Regions from separate parts of the Homo sapiens genome. Here regions 1 and 2 are each linked to region 3. The links are chromatin contacts, found by Hi-C or POLR2A ChIA-PET in ENCODE. All regions are on one chromosome and are shown on one strand. Each heading gives the region's core, a stretch centred on a gene start or an enhancer-like site at or near the end of the contact. The rest is flanking DNA. Distances are from core to core; before and after follow the strand shown.

The links. Hi-C counts contacts between places; a loop is a spot of excess contacts on that map. ChIA-PET counts read pairs that join two places held with the same protein, here RNA polymerase II (POLR2A). Pooled maps may share reads with other maps.
Region 1: a loop to region 3 is called in a map of CD8-positive, alpha-beta T cell, with 8 times the contacts of the local background. The contact joins the promoter of LINC00265 here to the promoter of VPS41 in region 3. A Hi-C loop is called at or near these places in 2 of 168 maps with a recorded cell type or tissue (CD4-positive, alpha-beta T cell and CD8-positive, alpha-beta T cell), 2 of 37 single-sample maps with no recorded cell type and 13 of 50 pooled maps. POLR2A ChIA-PET finds 5 or more read pairs at or near these places in 1 of 52 experiments (activated B cell).
Region 2: a loop to region 3 is called in a map of CD8-positive, alpha-beta T cell, with 4 times the contacts of the local background. The contact joins the promoter of YAE1 here to the promoter of VPS41 in region 3. A Hi-C loop is called at or near these places in 4 of 168 maps with a recorded cell type or tissue (CD4-positive, alpha-beta T cell, CD8-positive, alpha-beta T cell and naive thymus-derived CD4-positive, alpha-beta T cell), 1 of 37 single-sample maps with no recorded cell type and 12 of 50 pooled maps. POLR2A ChIA-PET finds 5 or more read pairs at or near these places in 1 of 52 experiments (T-cell).

Annotation. Positions count from the first base shown.
Region 1 is chr7:39,732,157-39,736,681 of GRCh38, reverse strand. It overlaps LINC00265 (long intergenic non-protein coding RNA 265), which reads right to left and starts at 3,114. Exons shown (of 12, transcript NR_026999.1): 1 at 2,638-3,114. RefSeq lists enhancers at 1,119-1,890, 3,082-3,161, 2,095-3,294, 3,452-3,521, 3,612-3,711.
Region 2 is chr7:39,563,436-39,568,263 of GRCh38, reverse strand. It overlaps YAE1 (YAE1 maturation factor of ABCE1), which reads right to left and starts at 1,860. Exons shown (of 3, transcript NM_020192.5): 1 at 1,717-1,860. The coding sequence starts at 1,845. YAE1-DT (YAE1 divergent transcript) reads left to right here and starts at 1,915. Exons shown (of 3, transcript NR_187579.1): 1 at 1,915-2,121. It also overlaps the pseudogene TMX1P1. RefSeq lists an enhancer at 1,574-2,023.
Region 3 is chr7:38,907,688-38,912,267 of GRCh38, reverse strand. It overlaps VPS41 (VPS41 subunit of HOPS complex), which reads left to right and starts at 3,077. Exons shown (of 29, transcript NM_014396.4): 1 at 3,077-3,114. The coding sequence starts at 3,094. RefSeq lists an enhancer at 2,970-3,069.

The sequences.
Region 1 (4,525 bases), core at 1,865-4,364, 820 kb before region 3:
TATCCTAGCTACTCCAGAGGCTGAGGCAAGAGGATTGCTTGAGCCCGGGAGGTTGAATCTGCAGTGAGTCGTGATTGTGCCACTGCACTCCAGCCTGGGCAACAGAGTGAGACCCTATCTCAAAAAAAAGAAAAAGAATACTACATAATTTATGAAACAGAAGTTCATTTATACTGTGACAGTGTGTAAATATTGCAATTCTTTCAGTAAGACAGAAACTAAAAACAAAGGTTAACTTACGAATATGTTCATATAAAGAGACCACATTGGCAAAAGAAGAGATATGTGTGGAAAATCTTTCTATTTTATCCACTAAAAAAGCTACCCCATTTTCTCACCTCTCCAAACGATAATAATAGCTAAGATTTACATACCACTTAGTAACGCTTCATATGCATTCACTCATTCATTCCCCATAACTACCCATGAGGCAGATAGTATTTTTCTCACTAGTTTACAGATGAGGAAACTGAGGTCGTTAACCATCAGCCCTAGCAGCACGAGCCTTGCTACTTCACTTTGTCATCACTCAGCTCTTTCAGTGGTTTTTGAGGCCTGGCTAAAGGCCAGTCTCCCTGGTCTAGGATTATTGGTTCTGAGATAAGAACTGCCAGACCTCCATGCACCCTAGGGATAGCTTCCTGCCACCAGCTGAGATCAGTGATGCTGGGTTATCCATAGCTAAAAAGGGCTGTCATCACTGAGACTGTCGGCATCCCTGCAATCTGGCTGGCTCCTGCCTGGTTCACCCACCTCCAGGTTGTTAAGTTAGGTCAGAAATGGGGGGCTTGTCTCTCACTGGTTTATTCCTCTTGAGAGCTACTTAGAGAAGTGGAGAGATCAATACTCTTGAATGGAAGAAGGACATGAGTCCATAGGTCAGGAGAGATCTGAGCTGCCAGTAAAGAGGTAGGAACTATCTGCAGAGAGGGTACTTGAGGTGAGAAGCCAGCTTAGGCCAGTACCCACAGGGATGCCAACATCTAAGCATCTGGCAGATGACTTGGTGTTATTTCCTTAAGCTCCATAATTACCTCTAGTTTGTTATTCTCCTTGCATCCAATTGTGTTTCCATAATAAAAACTGCAAAACCCTTAATTATGGCAAAGTTCTGTAACCTTGTCTTTGGGAATAGTGAGGACAGAGGGAATGTAAGAGACAGGGTCCCATTTTACAGCAGATTACAGTAAATCTAACTTTTTTCCTATTTTATTATTTATTTATTTTTGATTGTTGTTGTTGTTGTTGTTGTTGTTTTTGTTTTTTTTTTTTTTTGAGACGGAGTCTTACACTGTCACCCAGGCTGGAGTGCAGTGCCATGATCTCAGCTCACTGCAACCCCCGCCTCCCAGGTTTCAAGCAATTCCCCTGCCTCAGCCTCCAGAGTAACTGGGATTACAGGCGTGCACTATGCCCGGCTAATTTTTGTTTTTGTTTTTTTTCAAGACCGAGTCTTGCTCTGTCATCTAGGCTGGAGTGCAGTGGCACGATCTCAGCTCACTACAATCTCCACCTCCTGGGTTCAAGAGATTCTCCTGCCTCAGCCTCTCGAGTAGCTGGGATTACAGGCACACACACTATGCCTGGCTAATTTTTGTACTTTTAGTAGAGACAGGGTTTCACCATGTTGGCCAGGCTGGTCTCGAACTTCTGACCTCGTGATCCGCCCACCTTGGCCTTTCAAAGTGCTGGGATTACAGGTGTGTGCCACTGTGCCTGGCCTAGGGTAAATCTATATATAAAAAAACTGATGCCTGGAACGGGAAGGAGACTAGCAAATTAAGGTACAGACCTCTCAAGATCTACTGGAGGGGAGAGTGAAGTGACCAGGGTAAGAGAGAAGCAAGCTGAAGCCCTAGGAATTCCAGAAGTGGGAGGTGAGGTGGAGAGAGGAAGACCAGGAAGCCAGACTAGCTTAAAGAGGAACGAGTTAACAGAAGAATAAGCATTATGACCCAACACAGAATACAAATTTAATAAGAACCCATTTTCTTTATTAAAAATTAAAGACATAATGGCCATTTATTAAAAGCCATGTGTTTGGCACTTTTTGTAGTGGTTTCACATAATTCTAGGGGCATCCCACTGAAGAAGGGTTTACAATCCTCATTCTACAAATGGGGAAGCAGAGGCTCTGAAGGATCTCCTTGTGAATTGCTAATTAGAAGCTCTGGAAATTACCTATGTTCTGACTCAGCCACTTCCTCACTGTGGGACCTGGGGCACGTCACTTCATCTTGAACCCTTGAAAGACACCTGGCAGCTGAGCGACCCCTCTGACTGGGAGTCACAGGACTCTAGGGGTTCTAATGTCCCTCCACTGCACTGTCCCCCTGCCCCCTGCATTCTGTCAACCTTAAACAATGAAGTTCAGAAAATGTAAATAAGCATAGAGTTTATTTAAACACAAAGATTGAGGATGGCCATCCAGGAAAGCGCTGACTCCAAACAAATGATGTCAGCGTTTCCAAGGTGAAGTTAAGGTTTCAATTATATAGACGGAGGCAGGGACATTCCAGCAGGATTACAAATGTGCATGCAAGTTGCATACCTACAACGATGTGGTTGGTTTCAGATTGCTACATTCCAAGGAAGATTATGACTGTGAGGAGGGACAATGATCTAAAGGGGTCTTACCTTGGATGCTACTTGGTCTTCTTAATTATTTACAGCGGAAAAAGGCAGAGGTTGCATCTGCATGCCACATGACTCAGGCTGCATAGCCACATTCCTCTCAAGGCTCGGGATCATGTAAAGTTCCAGCAGCTTTAAGTTGTAATTCTTTTAAGTTTGATTTAATTTAACAGTTCCAAAATCCCTGTTTTACAGGTAAAGAAACTGAGGCCAGCAGCAAGGGCAGGTCTAGCATCCAGGTTCCCTCTTAAGTACCTCTGATTCTGAAGCGGAACCTGCTTACAGAACATCACGGGCGGCTTCAGGGTCTATATAAGAAAAACAGATGCCCAAGCGGGAAGGAGACTAGGAGGCCGTGTTGAGAAAACCAGACCCAGCCACTGGCCTTGAAGTCCGGATGGAAGCTTGGCGCTTGCCTCGCCTCGTCTTCCTTCCGCCCTGGTGCTGAGCGGCTAGTCCAGAGCCGGCAGGATCTGCGCTTCCGGTTTCCGGGTTCTCCGGGTGTAGCCGCCTCTGCCCCGGGGGATCCCCTCTCCTCCAGCAGGCCGGGGAGGCCTACGTGGGCGGCTTCGTTGCAGCCAGCTTGCCGTTGTCACGGAAATCTCCTCCGGCGTCTCCAGGGACCACAGCGGGAGAGGAAATAGCCACCAACGAGATAGCGGGGGTCTCGTGACGTCACGGTAGCTGGGCAGGCTTCACAGCGTTAGCCCGCGAGCTCAGCCGATCCCTGGAGTCTCAGGCCGGGGGTTGGGGTTCTGCTACAGGGCGAGGAGTAAGAGTGGCAGTCTGAGAGACGCAGCTTCGTCGCCTCCAGGGTGTCCCAAGGCACCTCCTATCAAGTTCCTCCAAAATGCACCTCTCCCCTCCCCCTCACGTGCTCCTCCTGAATTCCATTTCGATGCAGGCACCGCTGTCTACTGTAAGAGGAGCGGCCCTTGGGTGGGGGAGAGTGGAAGAGGAACTGTCGTTGGCAGAGAAGACTTCAGGAGAAATCCGGTCCCTGGCTTTCGCTTCTGCAGGGCCAGGCCGAGTGGGGTTCAGGCAGCGATGGGAGCTCAGGAGAAGAAGGGCTTTTCCTAACGGGGGAGGGTGGGAAAGGGAAGTGCCACCCTGGAAAACTGCTCCACTAGTTGCAGTGTGCATGGCGGGAAGGAGGAGAATTGGCTAGAGCTGAGCTGCAGGGAGCCTGAATGACACCTTGTCTTGCTGCAGATGGCCCCAAACCCTGCGGTGCTCTTCCGCAGGTGGTCATAGGACCTGGCTCAGTCCAGCTTGAGGAGGGTCCCCGGAAGGAAGTCATTCCTCCTTCCCTTCTCAGAATTAATAAGAACCAACTATGAGCCAGGTCCTTTTCCAAGGCCTGGGGATGCAGTAATGAATAAGAGAATAAGGTTCCTGCCCTCAAGGAGACTGGCTCTAGGACGTGTTAAAACTTAAATTCCAAACTCTCCACCCCAGCCTCTGCTCTGGAAGTGATCGTTTGTACTGAACAAAGTGAACAGATTATAACCAGACATGGCCCTAGAAAGGGTATCCATTCTTGATGGTGCCCTGACCATATCTGGAAACCTGCTCCTTTGCAGTGCTCGGGGCTGAGGTCTTTGGGCCGCCTCCTGAGGCCCCAGCTTGGTGTCCATCCTGTCCCATCCTCTCTGTATGTTCTCTTCACCTTCAGTTTCTGCTTCAAGGATTCCTCCAGAAAGAACGGGGCTGGGCTGGAAGTGGTGTATCCTAATCTCTCGTCCCCAGGAAGGAGTACATGGGCTTGAGACTTACAAGGTCTCAGGGTTTCAGGCGTTTGGAGGCTGATCAAGAAAAAAGATAGAAACACTAGAGGCAGGCACACAGAAGCTTTACTGGGCAGTGCTTGGATAGGGATGCATAAGAGGGG
Region 2 (4,828 bases), core at 611-3,110, 660 kb before region 3:
TATATTTATTATTATCATTATTTTTTGAGATGGAGTCGCGCTCTGTCACCCAGGCTGGAGTGCAGTGGCATGACCTCAGCTCACTGCAACCTCTGCCTCCCGGATTCAAGTGATTCTTCTGCCTCAGCCTCCCAAGTAGCTGGGACTATAGGTGCACGCCACTATACCCGGCTAATTTTTGTATTTTTAGTAGAGATGGGGTTTCGCCACACATTTTTATATTTTAAGATACAAACTTCATATTTTCCTGTTCTTTCCTAACTGCTAATATTGTGTGGTATCTTACAGGTAGAAATCAACAGGATGGTACACTTAGTGTATTTTTACTCCTTAAAGAGCATACTCCTTAAAGGGCATACATAGTTTTCACCTTACAAGAAGGGGGAAAACCATAAATACAATGAATCAACTGACCATTATGTAGTAGACAATTTCTGTAATGTCCCCTTCTTTCTAGGCTCTGCGGATAGGAGAATCCACTAGACTTATAGTAGCATAATGTACAAGTTTTCTTTAAAGGTCTCTCCTTTAGAATATAAAATATTATACCATTGAAGAGTTTGGATGTGTAACCTGTGATGCCTTAGAAAAATATCCTAAGCACAAAATAAACTTTTCTAATCACTTCAAAAGATTAAAAAAACCAAAAAACAAAAAACAAAACCCAGCATTAGCAATGTCTTCACAAAAAGGATATATGGAAAATTACACATCTGGGCTCTTGCCAACTGATTGGAATGGTGTGGGTGGGTGAGGAGACAGGGCAAAGCAGAGAGAGGAAATTGTTTAAAAAAAAAAGGATGATGAGAAGTCTGGTTTCAGAAATTTTGCATAATACCTAAATTCAACTAACCTGCAAAAGCTCTGTGGGTAGTGATTTCGTTCTGCATCTCTCACGGTGCCACAGCATTTAAAAGATGCTCAATACTTATTAGTGTGGCCCCAGTCTCACATAAAGCATTTTTGTAATTGACAACATGGTTTTTGGGCTAAGCAAATACCACTCTACTGAAATATTAAACAGGGCAGATTCCCAACTGCAGCTTTAGCGGCAATTTAATGGTTGGCAAATATATTAAGTGGATGTGGACCTCACTATTTGGTCCTCACCCAGAAATACTGTAGGCTGCACACAGAAATTAAGCTTAGTTTCAATGAATAGTGAGACAAATTAGAGATGAAAAAGTTACATCTAACAAATAAAAAAGAAACCAACTTTAATATTCCCTTACCTAGACACCAGTATTCCACATTAGCTTTCCCTTATTGTCCTCTGACAGCATGCTTTAGTTCATCTTTTCAATATGTCTTGATTAACACTACTCCTTAACTTTAGGCTCCCTACCCATTCAAGCCACCCATATAAACTGCGTACACGTCCTTTGACAGCCATAATAAGTATAGTGTATGTTTCTCTCCAGCTCCTTTCCCTGTGATCCTCAACAAACTGCAAACTGTTCAAAGTCTACACATAGTTAATTTTGGTCGGTCCTCAGTTTCTAACGCATCCCGTAGGCGCTCAAAGAATGCGTCTTGTTGTTTTACACGCTTTCAAGTAACCATCGAGAAATCCTAGCAAGACGCGGGTCGGACCGGGTCCCTAGGGATAAAGAGAGCAGCGCCGGGCCAGGCTGGGGCCACTCTGGACCCAGCTTCTTCACAACTCCGCGCCTCTTCCCACAACCCAGCACCCCGCGCCGTCCACACCACGTTTACTTTGACTCGTCTTTGCATGTTACTCTGCCATTCCCGCTGCGCCAGGAGCGACTCGTCTGCTTCTTCGTCAAACACGTCCCCTTTGTCTCCAGGGCCCTGGATCAAGGAGGCTGCTTGAACCCACGACATCACCGAGGCAATTACGGGGTCGCAGGCCACCGGAAGCGCCAACAACTCCTTCCGGTCCGAAGGCGGGGCGAAGACGGCGAGTGGAGGCTCGGGAGGGGCTGCGTGTGCGCGGAGGCGGGCTGTGGCCCGTGGCCGCCGCCGGAGCCTTTCGCTTGCGGTGATTTTGGGCTCCCTCGGTTGGCAGTGTTGATGTGTGCCTGTGAGTTGTGAGCGAGGCAGATTTCCTCGCGTGGCCGGCACGACCTTCACCTTTGCAGAAGGCAACCGGGACCCTCAGTGAGACACCTTCCATTTCCACCGTAGTCTTACCATGGTCTGGGTTTTACATTCGCGCGCTTTGGTAAACTATTAAAGGTAGTAAAGTCGATGGGCGATTACCACCCAAATACTTTGTCTCTTTTGGAATCTCCTCTGCATTTAAAGGATTTGACAAGCCGACATTTTAAACTGTTAGGATTGTGGAGTAAAGGAAAATAGGATCGAAAAGCGAGGTACTGTAGCCAATTTGAGATTAGTAAGAAATATAGAGTACATTTGTAAAGCCAATATATTTTTTCATTGATTCACGATATCCTTCTGCCTCCCATTCCTGTTCATATGCCCTAAAGTAAACAGTTGGTTTGGTAAGGGTGGGGACTTGTGTCAACACCAGGACAGTTCTGACACATAGTAAATGCTGAACTCTATTTTGGTGAATGAATGAATACCTGTAGTATTCCTGTTTTGCCCTTTGCCTGGGTAAAATGAGTCATGTGATTATGATTTATTTATCTAACAATTTATTGAACACCTACCTTGTGTCAGGTACCATTCCAGGCTTTGGGATACATCAATGAACAGACGGAAGTTCCCAACCCTTGTCGACTTTATAGTCATGTAAAATTGACAGGATAAACAATAAGCAATATATAAGTAGCATAAGGTTTGTTAGAAGATCATAAATAAATGCTATGAAAAAAATTTTTAAATAAGCACAGTAAGAACCATAAGTGTGTGGGAGTGGGTGGTTGGTTCATGTTACAATTTTAAATCTCCAGAGAGAATTTGGCATCCCACAAATAAAAAATATATAAACTACAAATATGTATATTTTATTAATGTAAATATATTAAGATATATGTATATATCTTTATTAGGAACAAAATGGTAGTAAGCAATAAAGATAACAATAAAATAGAAAACCTCAAAACTTGAATAAGTAAGTCCAATTCTTTTTTGTATTATTTGAAAACACCAATAAGATAGATAATCCTGTCATGACCCAGATTTTTAAAGAGAACAAAATTATACAAGAATGAGAAATGAGATAACCACTGATGCAGAAGGAGATTAAAATATTAATTACCAACTAAAACTCAAAAGCAACACATTCGAAAACCTGAGAGATATGAATGACTTTCTAAGAAAATTGACCCAAGAAGTAGGGTCATGAAGAGACTAATTACCATAGAAAAATTGGACATTAAATATCTACTATTAAAAATGTCATGGAGACTTGGGAGTTTCACATTAAGTCCTTTGCAATCTTTAAGGAATGATGGAGTCTTAAACTATTTTTACCATTTTAGGGGAGAGAAAAAGAAGAAACTCCTTAAATCATTTCATGAAGCCAGCCTTACTGTAACTTCATAAAGATAGTACCAGAAAAACCCCAAAGTTCAAGTTAGCTTGTGAATATATATCCAAAAGAGAATCTAGTAGGTTGGTGCAAAATTAATTGGGGTTTACTTTTGCACCAACCTGGTAGTACTTTATCAAAAGAATAATTTAAGAGGTTTTGTACCAGGAAAGCAAACTTTTGCAATATTAGGACATCAATAATATTTCATTGCATTGACTATTTTTTTTTTTTTTAAAACAGCGTCTTGCTCTGTCACCCAGGCTGGAGTGCAGTGGTGAGATCACAACTCACTGCATCCTTGATCTCCTGGGCTTGAGCTATCCTCCTGCCTCAACCTCTTGAGTAGCTAGGACTACAGGCATGTACCACTGCACCTGGCTAATTTTTTGATTTTTTTGTAGAGACAGGAGTCTCACTATGTTGCCTAGGCTGGTCTCCAACTTCTGAGCTCAAGCTATCCTCCTGTGTCAGCCTCCCAAAGTGCTGGGATTACAGGCATGAGCCACTGTGCCTAGCCTGCATCAACAATATAAAAGGGAAAAAACATGTTATATTAATAAATGCTAAAAAGTTATTTGAAAAAATTTAAAAATCATTTCTAACAAAATAAAGTAGAAATAGAAACTACAAATTGGTAAAGACTTTACAAAAATTCCAACGAGTAGTATTTTAAACACTTAGATGTTCAGATATTTCCTTTAACATATAGAAAGGAGAGGGCATCTGGTAGTCACTATTATTACTTAATATTCTTTTAGAGACTAGCACACTAGCACTTGCAATAAGAGAAGTAAACAAAATAACATGTATAAATGTTGGATAATAAAAGATGAAGATATTCCTTTTTAAAAAATGAGACGGGATCTTGTTCTGCCACCAAAGCTGGAATGCAGTGGTGCAATCATAGCTCACTGCAACCTCAAACACCTGGGTTCAAGCAATCCTCCTGCCTCAGTTTCCCAGGTAGTTGGGACTACAGGCACGCACCACAATGCCCAGCTAATTTTTAAATTATTTTTAGTAGAGACGGGGGTCTCGCTTTGTTGCCCAGGCTGGTTTTGAACTCCTGGCCTTAAGTGATCCTTCTGCCTCAGCCTTTCAAAGTGCTGTGATTATAGGCATGAACCACCATGCCCAGCCTAAGATATTCCTTTTGGTCATTATATGATTATATACCTAGAAAACCCAAAAGACTTTGCTTAAAAAATAACAGAATAAAGAAATTTGATAAAGTCTGTGAATATAAGAAAAATAAACACACCAATAGCCTCTTCTAGTAATAATCATCTAGAAATGTAAATGAGATAAATATTCCACTTGAAATACCAACAAATATTATTAAATATAGTAATGACATGTTTG
Region 3 (4,580 bases), core at 1,828-4,327:
GCTATAATTTGAGTTAGTAAACTGTTTCAGACCTACGAAACAAACATATGAGACAGATCCTTGAAACCAGTGAGCCACTCTACAAATATAAGGTCTTAGGTCTGTTTTCTGAAGTCTATTAACAATTTTAGGTCCTATAGACTGAGAATGAGAAGTTGAATCTTACCTTTACCTCCATCTGCATTTTTGTTTTAGTTTTAGTTTTTGTTTTTGTTTTTGTTTTTTGAGACAGAGTCTTGCTCTGTCACCAGGCTGTAGTGTAGTAGTGTGATCTTGGCTCACTGCAACCTCCGCCTCCCGAGTTCAAGCGATTCTCCTGCCTCAGCCTCCCGAGTAGCTGGGATTACAGGCGCACACCACCACGCCTGGCTAATTTTTGTATTTTTAGTAGAGACGGGGTTTCACTATGTTGACCAGGATGGTCTCGATCTCTTGACCTCAGGGGATCCGCCCGCCTTGGCCTCCCAAAGTGCTGGGATTACAGGCGTGAGTCACTGCGCCCAGCCCTTTACCTCCGTATCTTGAAGTTGGGAGAGGGTGGACTGAGCAGGTGATTTGACACAGAATCAGTGACTGTTAGGCTGACTACTCCTCAAACTTGAAAGTATATGCATATGACTGAGGGATACTATTAAAATCCAGATTGTGGTTAAATACATCTCTCAAAGGGCCCCAAATTCTTCATTTTTAACAAGCTCCCAGGTAGTCTTTGGACTACACTTAGAGTAGTTGGAGAATACAAGACCACCTAGATAAGAGAGCCTCAAACTCTCACTTCACATGAGCAAATGGGATTTGGAGGTCACATGTGAATTTCATCCTGTCCACTGTCCCAGCACGAACCTGCTAGTTCATAGTAGGTTTCTTCCTCTAATTCACCTTTCCATACCTGTGTCTCTTCACTTTTCCAGTCTCTCCAAAAGGAAAGAGGCTCATAATACTTTATTGTAATCAAGAGAGTATACTGAATGCGGAACAAACTTGGGGAATTGAGAGTTTCTACGGTTAAATGAGCAGAGGAAAACCTATAAAGTCTGGCTATATCTTTAATAAGACCCATAACACCCTTCTTGAGAAAGAGAATAAACATTCTCATTCCAGAAAAGTAGAAAGGCCAGGAAGGCCCAGAGTGGATGGCCTTCAGCTTTGCTTGCTTGGGCTGCTTGACTTCTCACCAAAATAAAATGGAACCATAAAACAAAAATGACCTTGTGGTTAAGACAGTGGTAATAATCCCTTATTTTCCTTCTTCATCCCAATCTCATCCATTCAGCATAGAAGAGGAGATTGCCCAGTTGGAGAGGCTGTAGTCCTAGAGGTTTATGGGTGGCTGTCACTCATAACAGAAAAGAGAAAATTGGAGTTTGTGAGGAAAGTCAGAAAAGTGGAAGAGCTCATTTTATTTCTCTTTCCCGTGGATACTCGACTGAGGGCTTCCACAGTCTCTTTGGTCTGTATTAAAGTTTTTCTGGGATCTGGAGTTCATCATGAGCAATGTTTGGCCCTGGGCTGCTTTGCAAGAGATTTTAGAAACTCTTGGGTTAGGTTTATACTTGCCCTAGGTTTATACTTAGGGCATTGGGTGCTTGCTTATGGATTTCTTTTTTCTTTTTTCTTTTTTTTCAGATAGGGTCTCACTCTGTTGCCCAGGCTGGAGTGCAGTGGCACCATCAATGCTCACTGCAGCCTTAACCCCCACCTCAGCCTCCTGAGTAGCTGGAACTACAGGCGCACACCATTATGCCCGGCTAATTTTTGGTATTTTTTGTAGAGACAGGGTTTTGCCATGTTGTCCAGGATGGTCTCAAACTCTTGAGCTCATGAAATCTGACTGCCTTGGCCTCCCAAAGTGCTGGGATTACAGGTGAAAGCCACTGCACCTGGCTGCTTATAGACATTTAAATGCCTCAGGGTGGTCTATCCTGTCGGCTGAGTGATTAGCCCACTGGAAGAGGAACCCCAGCAAGGCTTGGAGGAAGAAGATGGAGGTAAGGCTGTTTAGGCCCTGGGGAGAAGACAGGTGTCTCAGAGATGATGTCACCTTGGCTTCTGGGCCATTGAGGAATCATGGGTTGAGCAAGCTACAGACAGAGTACTGAGTCCATGACTTCCTACTGGGTCAGAGTCAATGAGGCACAGGGAGTCAAAAAAGGTACTGAGGCAATCACCACATGCTGCCATTTGCAATGCCCTCTGCTGGTCACCAGCTACTCCAGTGAATGGAAATTGTAAAATGTCTGTCTTTGGACAAGGTGCTGCAGATTCCTGAGGGTTAAGAAACAGAATTCATAATGTTCAGAAACATGGAGAAGGAATCAGTCATTCTGAAGGCTGGAAGTAATACAGTGGTTGTGCAGATTTTGACCAAGGACAACTTCATATTGTGTCTTCACTTGAACATTTACCTATTGAATATCCTCAACAAAAGTTTAACAATTAATTTATTAAACAACAGAGATTTTTTTTAAATCAATGTTCATATGACAGGAGAAGACAAAGTAGCAAGCAAAAATAATGATATTATTTGTTGGCGTATAAATTTTCTCTGACTCTCCACTGCAAAGACTGCTTTATATTCACTGAATATACTTAAAAAAGAGAGAGAAAAAAGGACAAGAACACTTTTAGAGTAAGCAGCATTTGGCAATCACAGAGACTTTGGCATCAGGCAGGGCTGAATTCTATTACTAGTTCTGCCTCTTACTAGCTGCATGACCTCTGAGCTACGGTATTCTCCCCTATAAATGGGGATGATAGTAGGAATTGCTGTGAGGATTAAATGAGATAATTTATGCAAAGCTATAAACCCAGGGCATGACATAGTAAGTGCTTAATAAACACTAGAATAACTAGAGAAACAAGAACAACAATAAAATAAGCTATAGTATTAGCAATGGTTATGTTCACATCCTTCAAAGCAGAATTCCATTGAGTTTGGAGAATTGGCAGCAGAAATGAACCCTAGCAGGTCCGTCCCCTAGAAGAGATTTCCAGGCTCAGATGAAGCTAAAACTACATTTCCCAGAAGGCCCTGGGCCAAGTGTGTGGTTTCCTCTTATTTCCGGGTCTGTCAGGTGACTCTCCCGTGGCGCCATGGCGGAAGCAGAGGAGCAGGTAAAGGGTGCAGGTGGTAGTTGAGGGCACAGGGATATAGAGACTAGGGTGGGCTGTTTGGGGAGGGTGGAGTGGAGTGGGTGGAGGTGCGGAGCTGCTGGAATAGCGCAAGGCAGGTCCGCGGCAGGGCGGGGTGGGATGGCGAAAGTTGGTTTCGGGGAGCAGAGAGGATGCCAGCCCCGGGAGGGCACCTAGGGAAAGCGCTCTGACACACCCCCGCGTTCGGGCTGCCTTTCCTCGGGCCCCATCCCTGTGGCCTTTGCCCAGGGAAATTTTGGCATGAAGGCAGGCCCGGCTACCTCAGGGACTGACTGCCTGTGGGAGGAGGAAGAGAGGCCGGGTGACTGAAATTTAAGTTGCTTTCCACTTGAAGTAGGACAATAAGAACTAGGAGAGAGTAGACGATGAGTTTTGTTTTGTATCTATTGGAGTTAGGTACAGAGCTGGAGCACTGTTGCGGTGCAGCAGGGATTAAATGCATCCGTTCTGGAGCAAAAATGCCTGGGGTCCAAGTGCTGGTTCCTTTTCTTACCCAATGTGCTACTTTGAGCTACTTATTTAACTTTCCAGTGTGAGATGGGGGTAATAATAAGGCCGTCCTCAGAGGGTGGTTTAAGATGGAGAGAGGAGTTTATACACAAAGTTAGAGTACTTAGAACTGTTGGGCTTAGTAAAAATTAAATGGGATTATTTGTTGCTGGTAGTATCCAGTCAACAACTGGCAACGTGGCACTGAAGTTTAGGGTAGAAATTGGTGATGGGAATATGAATTATTTTCATATAGCAGTAGTGGTAATCACACATTTTATGAAATGACGAAGTAAAATAAAAAAGACAAAAAAGAGAAGCAGACCAAAAAAGAGGCTAGAACTTGGGGGAGATAACTTAAGTTTCCATTTCCAGTGTTATTTCAGTTGGATACTGTTTTTCTTCACAAGTTAACAGGGCTGTCAGTTGCAGTCATTGTCTCTAAACAGTGACTTGATGATGGGCTGTTTAGTATCATAAGAGTCATTTACCTAGTTCAATAATTTTTACTATTTTCAACATACTTCATTTGTTTTTACTTCATAGTGAAAATTTGTTCTGTATATATTTTATATATGCCAATAATTGAGACGTTTGACTAGGTAGAAATTTGGTTTGGCTGGTCCTTGTGATAACAAGATAACAAAGTCTCTTATCTAACACTAGAGACTCCTATTTCCATTCTAGCAGTTCAAAGGAAAACACTCATTAAGAACATATCATTTCATGACTGCCATTGCTCCTTTGAATAAGGGTGAGATTGTTTTTCACATTGTGCATCTTTATTTCATGTTGAAATGTTTGTTTTATGGTTTGATTTGAAAGCAAAAAACTGAGTTTCATATGTTCTTAGATATAGTGGAATAGAAATGGAGAGAGTTGCTCCTAGAAAAACCATTGTTTTTTCTTCCATTGAAAAAAACCTATGAAATATTTAC